Linked DNA regions of Homo sapiens: regions 1, 2 and 3 are each linked to region 4. The links are chromatin contacts, found by Hi-C or POLR2A ChIA-PET in ENCODE. All regions are on one chromosome and are shown on one strand. Each heading gives the region's core, a stretch centred on a gene start or an enhancer-like site at or near the end of the contact. The rest is flanking DNA. Distances are from core to core; before and after follow the strand shown.

What was found. A loop is a pair of places that touch in the nucleus more often than their neighbours do. ChIA-PET counts read pairs that join two places held with the same protein, here RNA polymerase II (POLR2A). Pooled maps may share reads with other maps.
Region 1: a loop to region 4 is called in a map with no recorded cell type, with 9 times the contacts of the local background. The contact joins the enhancer-like site here to the promoter of THG1L in region 4. A Hi-C loop is called at or near these places in 5 of 37 single-sample maps with no recorded cell type and 6 of 50 pooled maps. POLR2A ChIA-PET finds 5 or more read pairs at or near these places in 2 of 52 experiments (BJ and activated CD4-positive, alpha-beta T cell).
Region 2: a map of tibial artery shows a loop between it and region 4 (4-fold over the local background). The contact joins the promoter of GARIN3 here to the promoter of THG1L in region 4. A Hi-C loop is called at or near these places in 1 of 168 maps with a recorded cell type or tissue (tibial artery) and 8 of 50 pooled maps. POLR2A ChIA-PET finds 5 or more read pairs at or near these places in 1 of 52 experiments (activated CD4-positive, alpha-beta T cell).
Region 3: a pooled map shows a loop between it and region 4 (13-fold over the local background). The contact joins the enhancer-like site here to the promoter of THG1L in region 4. A Hi-C loop is called at or near these places in 1 of 168 maps with a recorded cell type or tissue (CD8-positive, alpha-beta T cell), 3 of 37 single-sample maps with no recorded cell type and 10 of 50 pooled maps. POLR2A ChIA-PET finds 5 or more read pairs at or near these places in 2 of 52 experiments (H1 and OCI-LY7).

The regions. Positions count from the first base shown.
Region 1 is chr5:157,214,070-157,217,151 of GRCh38, forward strand. ITK (IL2 inducible T cell kinase) reads left to right here. Exons shown (of 17, transcript NM_005546.4): 4 at 122-250. Among named protein-coding and RNA genes, the nearest start is that of ITK, 35 kb to the left of the region's middle. RefSeq lists enhancers at 2,597-2,656, 2,697-2,776. Within about 2 kb of position 1,287, at least 4 of the 41 ENCODE cell types and tissues checked have a DNase peak (open chromatin) inside an H3K27ac peak, as active enhancers do.
Region 2 is chr5:157,164,718-157,167,906 of GRCh38, forward strand. GARIN3 (golgi associated RAB2 interactor family member 3) reads right to left here and starts at 1,547. Exons shown (of 2, transcript NM_130899.3): 1 at 846-1,547. The coding sequence starts at 1,451.
Region 3 is chr5:156,919,117-156,922,083 of GRCh38, forward strand. It overlaps TIMD4 (T cell immunoglobulin and mucin domain containing 4), which reads right to left. Exons shown (of 9, transcript NM_138379.3): 8 at 1,348-1,387; 9 at 176-425. The coding sequence ends at 341. Among named protein-coding and RNA genes, the nearest start is that of TIMD4, 43 kb to the right of the region's middle. RefSeq lists an enhancer at 1,678-1,787. Within about 2 kb of position 1,440, at least 4 of the 41 ENCODE cell types and tissues checked have a DNase peak (open chromatin) inside an H3K27ac peak, as active enhancers do; they include CD8-positive, alpha-beta T cell and OCI-LY7, where a contact is called at or near this core.
Region 4 is chr5:157,730,103-157,733,485 of GRCh38, forward strand. It overlaps THG1L (tRNA-histidine guanylyltransferase 1 like), which reads left to right and starts at 1,318. Exons shown (of 6, transcript NM_017872.5): 1 at 1,318-1,529; 2 at 2,766-2,942. The coding sequence starts at 1,339. RefSeq lists an enhancer at 1,235-1,594.

The DNA.
Region 1 (3,082 bases), core at 37-2,536, 520 kb before region 4:
GGTCTGGGCAATACTCATTCAGGCTCACTCAGCCAGGTCTAATCTCGAGGTGTTATAAAATTGGTAGCCCTTGATAGACTGACCTGGAAATAACTCTTCTGTTGGTGCCAACCTGTTTCAGAAACGAGGAATAATAACAGTTTGGTGCCTAAATATCATCCTAATTTCTGGATGGATGGGAAGTGGAGGTGCTGTTCTCAGCTGGAGAAGCTTGCAACAGGCTGTGCCCAATATGATCCAACCAAGAATGGTAAGAGACTGGGAATTCCCTCTAGTTTTTGTGAAATGACCATAAAAAAGTAAAAGCTTTTGGCCTTTAATCATTGAGGGTGTCAGGAACAGAATGCAAAATTCTACATTTTCAGAATTTTCCAAGAGGAATCATCTGTCTTTCCTACCAGCCTGTTGGTGCTTCCATCTCAAAGCTGATGTCTACAGCTCCTAACCACTTGAAGTGTGCTCTTTGGACCAGCAGCATCAACATCTCCTAGGAGTTAGTTAGAAATGCAAATGATCTGGCCCCACTCATGACCTACTAGATCAGAATTTTCATTTTAACAAGATCCCAGGAGACTTATGTGCACAGTACAGTTTGAGGAGCCCTGCTATAACCTGCATTTGAATGGCATGGTCTATTTAAATCTTAATTAAAGAGGCAGCCTTAAGAGATATAAAATATTTATGTCTTACAGTGACATCATGTCACACATAAATTTAATTACACAAATTCAACTCTATACCCTTAAAGGTGAGAGGAATTTTTTTTCTTTTACATTTTACTCTGTGATTTCTCCTTGCCTCCTCTTCAAACTTGCCCTTGACCTCCACAGTCTCAGAGAGGAGAAGGCCGCAGTCTAAATGCAAAGTGAAAACAAAAAAAGCTGTTTTTTTGCCTTTGACAGTAAAGGCTCAGGTCCAGGGGATTGGGCTGCAACTGGATTTTATTGATGACTTTGGAACCTTAACCTCCAGTCGAGTACAACTCCACTCGAATGCATTTCACATTTATTATGCTCTTGTTCCTCTCAACCATCTGGGGTACATGGCGTGATGTTAAGGGAATGGGCTGCCTTGAGCAATTCAGTATGCTCCGGGTCACACCGCTGGAAGTGCTCTGCAAATCCATTGTCGAATAGGAATAATGGCCCATGTGGATTGTTTTCCTTCCATTTTCCTCTCTTCTCAACCTCTTTTGCCATAGTTTCCCTTTCTCATTTATTCTTTTGTGCGCTAAAACTTAATACTGAAAATTGGCAACCCAAGGCGGATGTAACACATGGCTAGGTTTTCTGTGGCTTCCTGATTCATAGGCCCTCTCATTGCCACTTTAAAAACCACCACTTTTCACCCTGCACCTTGGGGAAAAAAGCTCTTAGACATAATCGATCCCTGGGCCCAGAAGAACAATACTTAACAAGTTTTAGAAATTGGTAACTATTCAAGTGATCCTACACATTAGTCCTGTTTACCATATTCATGCGGGCCAATATTTAATAAAAATGAAATGGAAAGTTTTCTCTGGATAGGATCCACCATAATAACAGAACGGCATGGGCTTACCTCTGTGAGTGAAAGCCCTTTCCAAAGTCAGTGATCTGGTCTCCAAATTTCTGCCAATGCCTTGCTGTGGGCCCTCAGATGAGTCACGTGGCCATCAAGGGCCCCAATGTCCTCATCTCAAAAATGGCAGGGAGTTCTGAGGGGCTTAGGATGAAATAATACCTAAGCCCTTTTCCAATTCTGAAATTCTTTGACTTGGTATTTCCATTTTGTAATTTTCACCATGCATGCTGCAGCTATTCCTCTTCGGGGCGCAAGTATTTCCCTCCTCCAAGTGATACACATGTGACTGAGGTGCTAGGGACATCTGAATGACTCACCAGAATGCCAGTGGGGGAGGACTGGTCATGCTGAGCTGTTCCCCATGTGAAACCAGGGCCTGAGCACTCTTGGGGTCCTGCTGTGGTTGTCATGCAGTCACTGTGCTAATGGTTTTGCTTTTGCATTGCAACCCATTGCCATATCCTCCTCTGAGCATCTCCTCACTCTACCCTCTTCTGATTTGGTTAAATAACTTCATGGATCTGAGTTTTGCACAGTTGAGAGCAGAGTTTTCAAGAAGCACACTGCACTGTGAACGCAGCTTATGGTCATCACCCTGGATGAAGGCTCACAGGATTCCTGGTACCGAGCACATTGGCAGTGCGGGTCTATGAGCACTGGGCTTTGGATAATCCCTCTGAGCCTCTAAGAGCATTTTCTCACCTGCAATATGGGGATAATGATAATAGATAGCTATGTGTAAGGCTGGGAGATTCAATGGTGTTGTGGAAAGCAGTACAGCTGCCAACATTTACAGAGTTCTTGATAAATGGTAATTGTGTCTACTTGTCTTCCTTATTGGTGGATGAAAGAATCTGAGGCTGAGATATAGCCTCAGAACTTGTATGGGTCTGGGAAGCAGCAGAAGTGGATGAGTAAAAACAGACCCAGCCACACCCAACCCATAGTAACACCCATTTCTGCAACCAGAACTGGCCCTGATCTCCCCACTGTGGGGAGGGAAAGGAAGGAAGGGAAAAGCAAGGCCAGAGGACGAAGAAAGAGAGACCAGTCATAGAATGTCCAGGGCTGGAAGTGGCCAAGGCTCACAGCTAGTATTGGTGAAGCCAGAGTTAGAACACCAGTCTCCCAGCTCCAAGTTGAGTTCTAAATAGGAACCATACTTCCTATTACAGGGGTTTTCCTTCTTCTGTGGTCATTGTATACCCAGGTCACTATCCCAGCCTACTCTTTCTTGGCAAGTCTGCACGGGACTGGGCTCCAGTGTCAATGTGTGACTCTCCTCTACCACATCCCTGATGTGAGCTGTCCAACTTCAAGTCAACCTCATACAGAAATGAGGAACTCATCGTCTACCTATGCAGCCCATTCTCTTCCCATCTCTCGTTATTAAGGACGTCTTTGTATTAGCCTGAAGTCTGTGCAGTGCCTCCCGTACCACAGAGAGCCCCAGACACAGCCACACACCTTTGATTCATTGAGTCCAGGAATGGCCTTTGCAGAGCTACAAAGGAGAAAT
Region 2 (3,189 bases), core at 297-2,796, 570 kb before region 4:
TGATTGACACAGAAATCAGTGCCTGGTAGTCACAGGGAGACAGACTGTGACTCAAATCGAAGAAAGACTTCTTCATTGTTAAAAATATGGCACAGCACTTTAGTGGATGATAGTGAAACCTCATCTCCACTAAAAAAAAAAAAATTATAAAAATTAGTTGGACGTGGTGGCAGGTGCCTGTAATCCCAGCTACTCAGAGGCTGAGGCAGGAGAATCTCTTGAACCCAGGAGGCAGAGGTTGCATTGAGCCGAGATCGTGCCATTGCACTCCAGCCTGGGAGATAAGAGCGAAACTCTGTCTCAAAAAAAAATTGCACAAAAATCTGTACAGTCTCCAGTTGCACATTGGAGACTCAGAAGGGTTGGAGGGGGTGAGGGATGGGAAATTACTTAGTGGGTACAATGTATATTATTCAGATGATGGTTACACTAAAAGCCCAGACTTCACCAGTATGCAATATAGTCACACACACAAAGCTACACCTACACCCCTTAAATTTATACAAATAAAAGTTCCACAACAAATCAGACCACCTGGGTTGGGGTATTAAGTGTTCAAGAAAAGACTGACGATCAGGATGGTGTAGAAAGGATTTCAACCCTGGGTGTGAGACCAGAGTAGCTGATACCTAAGGTCTCTGAAATTCAGCCTTATGGGACACACAAGCCCTCCCACCTCCCAGTGTGGTAAGTCCCCTAGTAGTGGCTCATTTGGTCCTGAGCCCTTGCACATGCAATACTTTTTCCAGGTGGGCCTCAGAAGGCACCAAAGGCTTTGTAGGACTGGCTTTGAACTGCTCCCCCAAAGAACCTGCCCCATGTTCTCGAGCCTTTGAGAGGCTTACCACTAGGCTTTTGTTGTCTTCGGGTGGTGCGTCCCCAGATAGAAGTGTTGGGGTACTGCAGTAACTCTCTACTGGTGGCCTCAGGAGATAGACAAGTTTTTCCCAATAGCAAAAGAGATCTTCCCGTGTGTCAGAAGAGGGACACAACTGCAGATAAAAAGTACGGCCAGTGGCGAGTTTCAGGCGCAGCTGCTGTTTCTCATGATCGTGGATGGAGATCTTCACAAATTTCAAGGGAAGCAGTCTCGTGAGCTCTAGAGTCTTGACGGGCCTGCGACCTCTCCCCTTGGCAAACCGGCCCCATCTGACATGCTGTTCACAGATTTTAGTTGGTTGGGCCAGAACCATGACGTCAGGCAGTGGGAGGATGGGGCTGGTGCAGACGATGCCCACTGTCACCATTCGGACACGGTTGTGTACATCAATCACCTCTCCCTTTTTGTTTATCTGAATAAAATTACTCTCGAACATTGGTGCATACTTGAAAATGTTGTACTCTCCTCTGTTGTACAATTGTCGTTGCAGGTCCCCCATGGAGGTTTTGAACGCACTCATTGAAGAGTAGCTGTGGGCTGTGTAATAAGGTAAACAAGATTCATTGCTCATGGTTCTCTTCGTTTAAGACAGCTCCACCAGCCACAAATAGAGTCCCCGAGAGAGAGACGGAGAGAAGGTAACTGCCCATCTCCCTACAGGACTTCTGCCTAAATCTCCTGGCACCACCACATTTATCCCCTGCAGTCCTTTGTGACCTGTGCGCATCTCACACCCCTTTGTCCTAGCCTCCATGTAGCTATCCCCTCTGGTCAGTGTCACCAGCCTCCCCCACAAAACAAATCAATGCCTCCACAGGGGAGAGGCTGACCCTGCCTGGGGTGTAGGTGTGGGTAGGCTGGGTGTTCTTTTCAATCAAAATGCTGGGACACATAATTTATGAACCATTCTGCTTTTATAAATATCTGGGTTGTTTCCAGTTTTGCTGTTGTTACAGTTACCCCTTCAAGGATCATCTTCTTGCAAAAATTTTTTTGCTTGGGCTGAATTACTTCCTGGGGGTAAAATCCTGGGTGTGTATGGTGTGCTTGCTAAGGGCAGGGGTGCTGTCTAGATGCTGATCTCTGTGTCTCCAGTGTGTAGGTAGCACAGTGCCAGCAGGCACTCAGGGATAGGTGTTGAATGAATGGTCTGAAGGGACTCCTGCTCCCCATCAGAACTACAGAACCAGGGTTCCATCTGTGTGCTGATTTTCAGGATATGGAGGATTTTCTCACCTAGTCTCTCATTTGAAGCAGTTAATTTTTTTTTTTTAATGGAGTTTCACTCTTGTCACCCAGGCTGGAGTGCAGTGGTGCAATCTCTGCTCACTGCAACCTCTGCCATCCAGGTTTAAGTGATCCTCCTGCCTCACCCTCCCAAGTAGCTGGGATTACAGGTGCCCACCACCACACCCAGCCAATTTTTGTATTTTTAGTAGAGTCAAGGGTTTTTCACCATGTTAGCCAGGCTAGTCTCGAACTCCCGACCTCAGGTGATCCACCCTCCTCAGCCTCTCAAAGTGCTGGGATTACAGGTGTGAGCTACCCCACCCGGCCGGAAGCAGGTTTATTTTTTAAAACATCATTTTAAAGTGAGAAAACCAAGGCTCAGGATTGTCTTACTTGAGGTCAGAGTCCAAAGCTGGATTCTAGGTCAGAGCTTTTTCTCTTCCTCAAGCTGCATGGCTCACTGATAATCTCATTCTGCATCAGAGCTAGTGTCATTGGTAGTTAGTGATGTGTGTGGGGATTTACTGGGAACCACAGGAATTCTTGGAGGTCTTGAATCACCGTAGGATTTCCCACACTGATATGTCTGCTGCTTCAGTCTTGATGCCTGCTTGATAAACCACTGACGTTCCGTTTCTTTTTAAAGCTCTTCTGAGAAATGGTGGCAAAGACATCTTTCTGGAGTTTTTGTTTTGTTTTGTTTTACTTTGCTCAAGGTGAAGAATCCAAATTCCCCCTCCCCCAGCTAGAGAAATACTTCTGAAATAAACATACATTCCGCCAAACTCAATCATTACCATGTGGAGGTCTTGAAATAAACTTCAACCACAAAATGTTATTTTTGTATCCCCCAGTGCCAACTGCAGTGCCTGGCACATTGCAGCTTCGCAGTAAATATAAACTTGCTTGTGCCCATTGAGATTCATTCTTCCATTTATTTATTCAAAAAAGTTTAATGAGCAAGTATTTTGTTTGGGACCAGCTAGAAAGTGGAAATGCAAAGATAAAGTTTCCTATCTCTGAAAAGCTGAAATATTTTTTCTAAAGATATTGAATGACTTTTTGGGGAAAAAAAAGAA
Region 3 (2,967 bases), core at 190-2,689, 810 kb before region 4:
GTCATCCGGAGACAGATTTTGCTATAAATATTTCTTAATCTCAGAACTGCTCTGAGATTGAATGGACTCCCTTGCGTGTGGTAAGGAGTTCACTGTCACTGAAAGTGTTCAAGTGTACTGTGAAAGATCACTTAGCGGTGATTCTACAGAGATGATTAGAGCATGGACAGAGAAGTTGTGGTCTCTAAAGTACCCTTCATTCATGAAACTAAAGCAAGCCTGGATCAATGACATCCATGGAATAAGTGAGTCTTTTTTATGAAACAAGGAAATCTACTAAGACTTATTTTGACACTGGAGTGTCATGCCCCCATCCTCAATCTAACATGCTACTGCGTTGTTAGAGGGTAAAAAGGCCGTCTTCGTCTTCCCTTCCATGCTGCACGTCATTGAGGACATTTTTACTATCTCCAATGTAGTCTAGCCTGTAAACAGAAAAGAGGGGCTCATAATGGGAAACACAAGACTAGAAAACAAAACAAAACAGATGCTGCTAAGTTACAGTGCAATTACCCTTAAAGTTCAAAGGGCTCACAGTTCATTTAGTCTAAGCTCCACATTTTACAGATGGGAAAACTGAGGCTGCAGGGGAAAAAGAGTTTCTGCCAATCCATTATAATGAGATAAAAAAGATTCTTAGCAAAATATAAAATCATGATTTCAATACGTTTATTTACCAAAAGGTCTCTAAGTGTGACCTTGAAAGGTCACCTCGCTGGGTGTCAATTTTCCTTCTTGCTAATACATATTGTGGTATTAATGCAACTAATTAGTGAATGCAATTAATTAGGCAAGGACTTCATTAATAATTTATGCCTTTTTTAAAAATTTCTTTTCCAAAAGCTATAGAATAGGGCAAATAGCTAAAATCCCTTACTAGAGAATCTTCAAATACTATTTTTAAAAAGGCCCCAAAACAAGCTGCTTCCATGGTCTAACTGGGCAGAGGAACCAACTCCCAGGAATAATATTCTACATGCTTTTTTCATTTTCCATATTGCCAACGCTCCTCAATAAACTCCAGTTTAACAATGGCCTCTTAAACTAACTTACCCATAGGTGAACAAAAAATTTCAGAGTAAAGTGCCATATCACCTTCTTTCTTTTGCGTGCTATACTTCTATTAATCCCACCTGCCTTGGTACTGGCATTTTGCTCAGAGTGTTAACCAAGACACAGGTTAATGTGAGCTAAATCTGCACAACTTTTTCACTTCTAATGTCACATCTTTCCAACTCTATGTGTAATCGTAACACAAGCTCAAGTCATTAAACCACTGAGTAGTAGCTAATCATTTGTAACAGCTTGTACAATCATTACAACACCCATTCATGCAAGATAGATTACCTTGTGTGTTTCTGCGAACAATAGGTTTCCATGAGTTTCCCTGAAAAGACAAGGCCACAGTGTGAGCAGAGTGGCTGCGGTGCATAGAACATGCAAAATGCTGGGGGAATTCCAGTGCTGCCCCGCAAAGAGCAGATATGGGCCAAAGGTGAGAACCAGTGGCTGGCTTTGGCAGAAAAAGCCATTCCCTTTCCCAGGTCAAACACTTGCTATTTTAACCACAGTTAGTGCTCATCAATTACCAAGTTGTTCCAACATTCTGGGCAATGGTGTTAAGCTATTTCATTCTGAGTCATCTGCCTATCCAGAATTCAAGCACTCACTTGGGTTTCAAAACACTTCTTTACGAGACATACTCAGAATTTTCCAAAACTGTAATCATGCCTTTGTATGAAGGCTAACAGCAGGATTCCAGTAAATTTTAAATTTGCTTTTGCACCTGGGGCAGGTGTTGAAATATACAAGTTTCATTATTATTCAAATCAGCTGAGATGGTTACTAGTCTCATCTCCTGACATACTGCCCTGAAACAGCTTTTGTTAATGAGTACAGAACAATTTATCCCCATTTTACAACAGTACCAGGTGCCACGTGCCTATAATTTGCCTGAAAACCATAAGCTGTTTCATGGCTGTTTTTGTAGCATTTTAAAACTTTTGGGGGCGGGGGGCAGGGGTGGGATGGAGGTGCAAGGTCATGGAGCAGCTTGCTAACTTAATGAAAACTACAGACCTTGTCCCCTGAAAAATGCAGGCATGAACACATAAACACTTTTGCATGTGATTTCAAAGGATTCACATTACCCTTGAAGTCCATCTGTGGCCTCCAGGTTAAGAAAGCTTGCTTTTAGGGAACATATAAGAAAACCAGGATCACGCCAGGCATGGTGGCTCATGCCTGTAATCCCAGAGCTTTGGGAGGCTAAAGTGGGTGGATCACCTGAGGTCAGGAGTTTGAGTCCAACCTAGCCCACATGGTGAAACCCCCTCCTACTAAACATACAAAAATTAGTCCCGTGTGATGGCGTGAACCTGTAGTCTCAGCTACTCAGGAGGCTGAGGCAGGAGAATCACTTGAACCCAGGAGGCGGAGGTGCAGTAAGCTGAGATCACGCCACTGCACTCCAGCCTGGACAACAGAATGAGACTCTCTCAAAAAAAAAAAAAAAAAAAAAAAAAAAAAAGAAGAAGAAAACCAGGATTGTTCATGGTCTTCGTCCTGCAACAATCCTAGCCAAAAGAAGAGACAAGCTAGGGTTTTCCCAACCAAAGAACAGAGAAAGTGAACAAAGTAGGAAATAGTACTTTCCTCTTAAGGCAGTAATAGGGATAAAATGAATTAGGCACATCAAGAGTATACCATCAGGACTGGCACAGAAATGTCCAATAAATGAAGGTGCTCTTCTGCTTTTTTTCCTTTTCCAAAACGTAAACTCTACCAGGAGGTTAATACACAGAGTCATTAGCAGCTTGGGGAGAATGAACTTACCTGTTACTTCCCTGGCTGGGATGGGAACAATGGCAGAACTGAGCCTCTTTGGGGAGGGATAAAGGGGAAGGAAGTGGAGACAACTCCAGATCCTCCTGCAGTCGCCAGGGTTCTGAAGTGCTCCATCACCTG
Region 4 (3,383 bases), core at 68-2,567:
TGAGCATCAAAGGAGTGATGACTACCATTTGTGGTACTATTATGAGGATATACACACATACTGATATAGATCCCTGTATGGATACACAAAAAACTGGTAACAGTAACTGCCTAAAGTATGTTGTTAGGAGTCAGTGAGAGACTTTTTGCTACATATAAAAGGATTTATATTGTTTGAATATTTTTCTTTTTCTTTAGAGACAGATTCTTGCTCTGTCACCAAGGCTGGAGTGCAGTGGCTAATGATGGGTCACTGCAGTCTCGAACTCCTGGCCTCAAGTATCTTCCCACCTCATCCTCCCATAGCTAGGACTACGGGCATGGGCTACTAAGCCTGGATAATTTTTTTTCTTTTTTGTAGGAACAGGGGTCTTGCTACGTTGCCAAGGCTGGTATGAATCTCCTGAACTCAAGCAATCCTCCTGCCTCTGCCTCCCAAAGTGCTGGGATTACAGGCGTCAGCCACCGTGCCTGGCCTGAATATCTTTCTTGAGGATGGAAAAAAAAAAAAAGTAAGTAAGTAGGTAATGAATTTGAAAGAGCTTTGTAAATCACAAAGTATGACACAAATATTAGGATTTTATTTTTACTATTATCCACCAGCAACAAGATATCAAACACTGGTTCTGTGATTATTTAATGGTGAAAAAGTTGAATAAATCAATTTAGTATACCCATATGTTGGAATATTGAGTCCATTTTTCTTTTAAAAATCACACTTTGGAATAATTGATGATACTGGCAAATGCTCAAGCTGAGTGGAAAAATATATAAACATTGTATAGGCGAATAATTCCAATCTTGTGCATTCCCTGTGTAAACCTACATACACAAAAAGAAAAAAGACTGAAAGGAACCATCCACAATGCTTTGATGGGAAAGACGGAGAAACAAAGTGTTAATTTTCTTAACTATAGTTTTGGTGTATTCCAGATTTTCTACAAGTTAATAAATGCCACTAAGAAAAGGGGAAACATCACAGCTACACCTTCAAACACCAGAAAAAGAATTTTTTTTTTTTTTTTTTTTTTTAGGTTGGGGTATGATTTTGATCTGGGCACTAACGGGGACACTGATTGCTTTTGCCAGTAAGTCAAGACCAGCAGATAAAAAATAATTTTTAAAAACCTCGTGAGACTGATTTGCCGCAGGACGGGAGGAGGAAGAAGCAAGCGTGGAAGGTGCTAACGGAGGAACCTAAACCTCCATCCTCTTTGCCTGGGAGGTTAAGAACTACAGGGAGAGGCGAGAGAGACTATGACTGCCCTACGGCTAGAGTAGCCGCGAAGAGAACACTTCCGGGGCGGGGCTATCTGGCCCTTTCCTTTCCGCGTGTAGAATGTGGGGCGCCTGTAAAGTTAAGGTTCACGATTCCTTGGCCACCATTTCCATCACTCTGAGACGGTACCTGAGATTGGGGGCGACCATGGCAAAAAGCAAGTTCGAGTACGTGAGGGACTTCGAGGCTGACGACACCTGCCTGGCACACTGCTGGGTGGTAGTGCGGCTGGACGGCCGGAATTTCCATCGGTGAGCGAGCTCGACTCGGGGCGTCGCGATGCGCCAGCGCTTCCGGGGAATCCAGCTTCTTCCCTTGCAAGTCCTCCCGCCCGCTCCAGTCACGGTTACCAGGGTAACGCGGTAGCCAATGAGTGCGCAGCATGGAGCATTGCCCCGCCCTGCGTGTTGGCTAGGACAGTGCCTGAACGCTGGCTGTTAGCGTAATTGAATGGGCGATGTGCTCCCGTGATGAGGATCTGGCTTGGAGTGCCCGTGTTAAGTGAACAGAGACTTGTTAGCAAGGACCTGTTGTTAAAAGTCACTCTCATGCACAATATTTAAGCTCTTAAGCCAATTGCCTAGCTATTCTGTTAGATATCTTTGAATGCTGACTGTTCAGAAGTCTGTGTAAGCCTTGCTTGTGGGCAATACTTAACGTCTGTGCTTCATTATCAGTAACAGGCCACATGGACTAGATTCAACAGAGAGTCAGAAAAAAAGAGAAGGCTGGGCGCGGGAGGCAGGAGGATCACTTAAGGCCAGGAGTTGGAGACCAAGTTTTTGTTTTTGTTTTGTTTTTTCTGTGGTTGTTGTTTGTGAAACTCCGCCACTACAAAAAAAAAAAAAAAAAAAAAAAAAAAAAGAGAGAGAGAGAGAGAAAGAAGGAAGAGAGAAAGAAAGAAAAAGAAAAAATTTAATTTGCCCGGCGCAGTGGTGCACACATGTAGTTCCAGCTACTGGGAAGGCTGAGGTGGAAGGATCGCTTGAGCCTGGGAGGTCAAGGCTGCAGTGAGCGGTGATTGGACACTGCACTCCAGCTTGGGTGACAGAGCAAGACCCTGTCTCAGAAAAAGAGGGAGGGGGAGAAAGAAATATAACAGAAAGATGGGAATTTAATCTTTGAAGAGGGCTGCATTGTTAATGATTATTATAACTAACATTTATTGAGCACTTACTAGGAGCTAGGTATGATTACTTTTATCTTCTCCCTAATCTTCAGGACAACCCAATGAGGTAAATATTCTTTTATTCCCATTTCACAGAAAGGAGAGTTGAGGCTTAGCATTTCTGTCTGGCTTTCTCAATTTCAGGGCAGGAAAAAAACTAAGTTCTTAAGAAAATGGATCAGGTTGTGGCTAGTTGAGCATTTGAGTTCACAGTGCTATTACATTATCTTCCTCCAAACAGCCTCTGTTATCTAGCAACAGAGCGTGTTGTTAATGACAGGCTTCCATCCATGCTTTCTTCCCTTTTTCCCCTGTGAAGGTTTGCTGAGAAGCACAACTTTGCAAAACCCAATGACAGCCGTGCTCTCCAGCTGATGACCAAATGTGCGCAGACTGTGATGGAAGAACTAGAGGATATTGTGATCGCGTATGGACAGAGTGATGAGTACAGCTTTGTGTTCAAGCGGAAAACCAATTGGTTTAAAAGAAGAGCCAGGTAATTCCATGACCTAACTCCTTTCTTCAGAATATTTCCTCCCAGCATCTGGTTTTCTGTTTATCTTAATCGCAGACTTACAGGCTACAGATGATGTCTGCAGTATTTGTAACTGCAGAGTACATGTATATTTCCTGTTTAGATTGTTGTACTTCCATCTGATAGCCGAGCATTCTGTGTGCCTCTTTTATCTGATTCTTTCCCCACATGCCCCATAAGATTGGTTTCTAGACTGACCTGGCATTGAACATTAAGATTAGAAACAGAGACTATAAGAATGTAATATTAACAATTCATAGGTTGGCTTTAGCCAGTGATAGTCTCTACGTGCATTGCATTACACTGTTCCTCAAGACAGATCTCATTATAAAATACACAAATCTGATATTTGATTTGGCAGTATTTTGAAACGCTGTATGGGAAACAAATCATATAATGAAT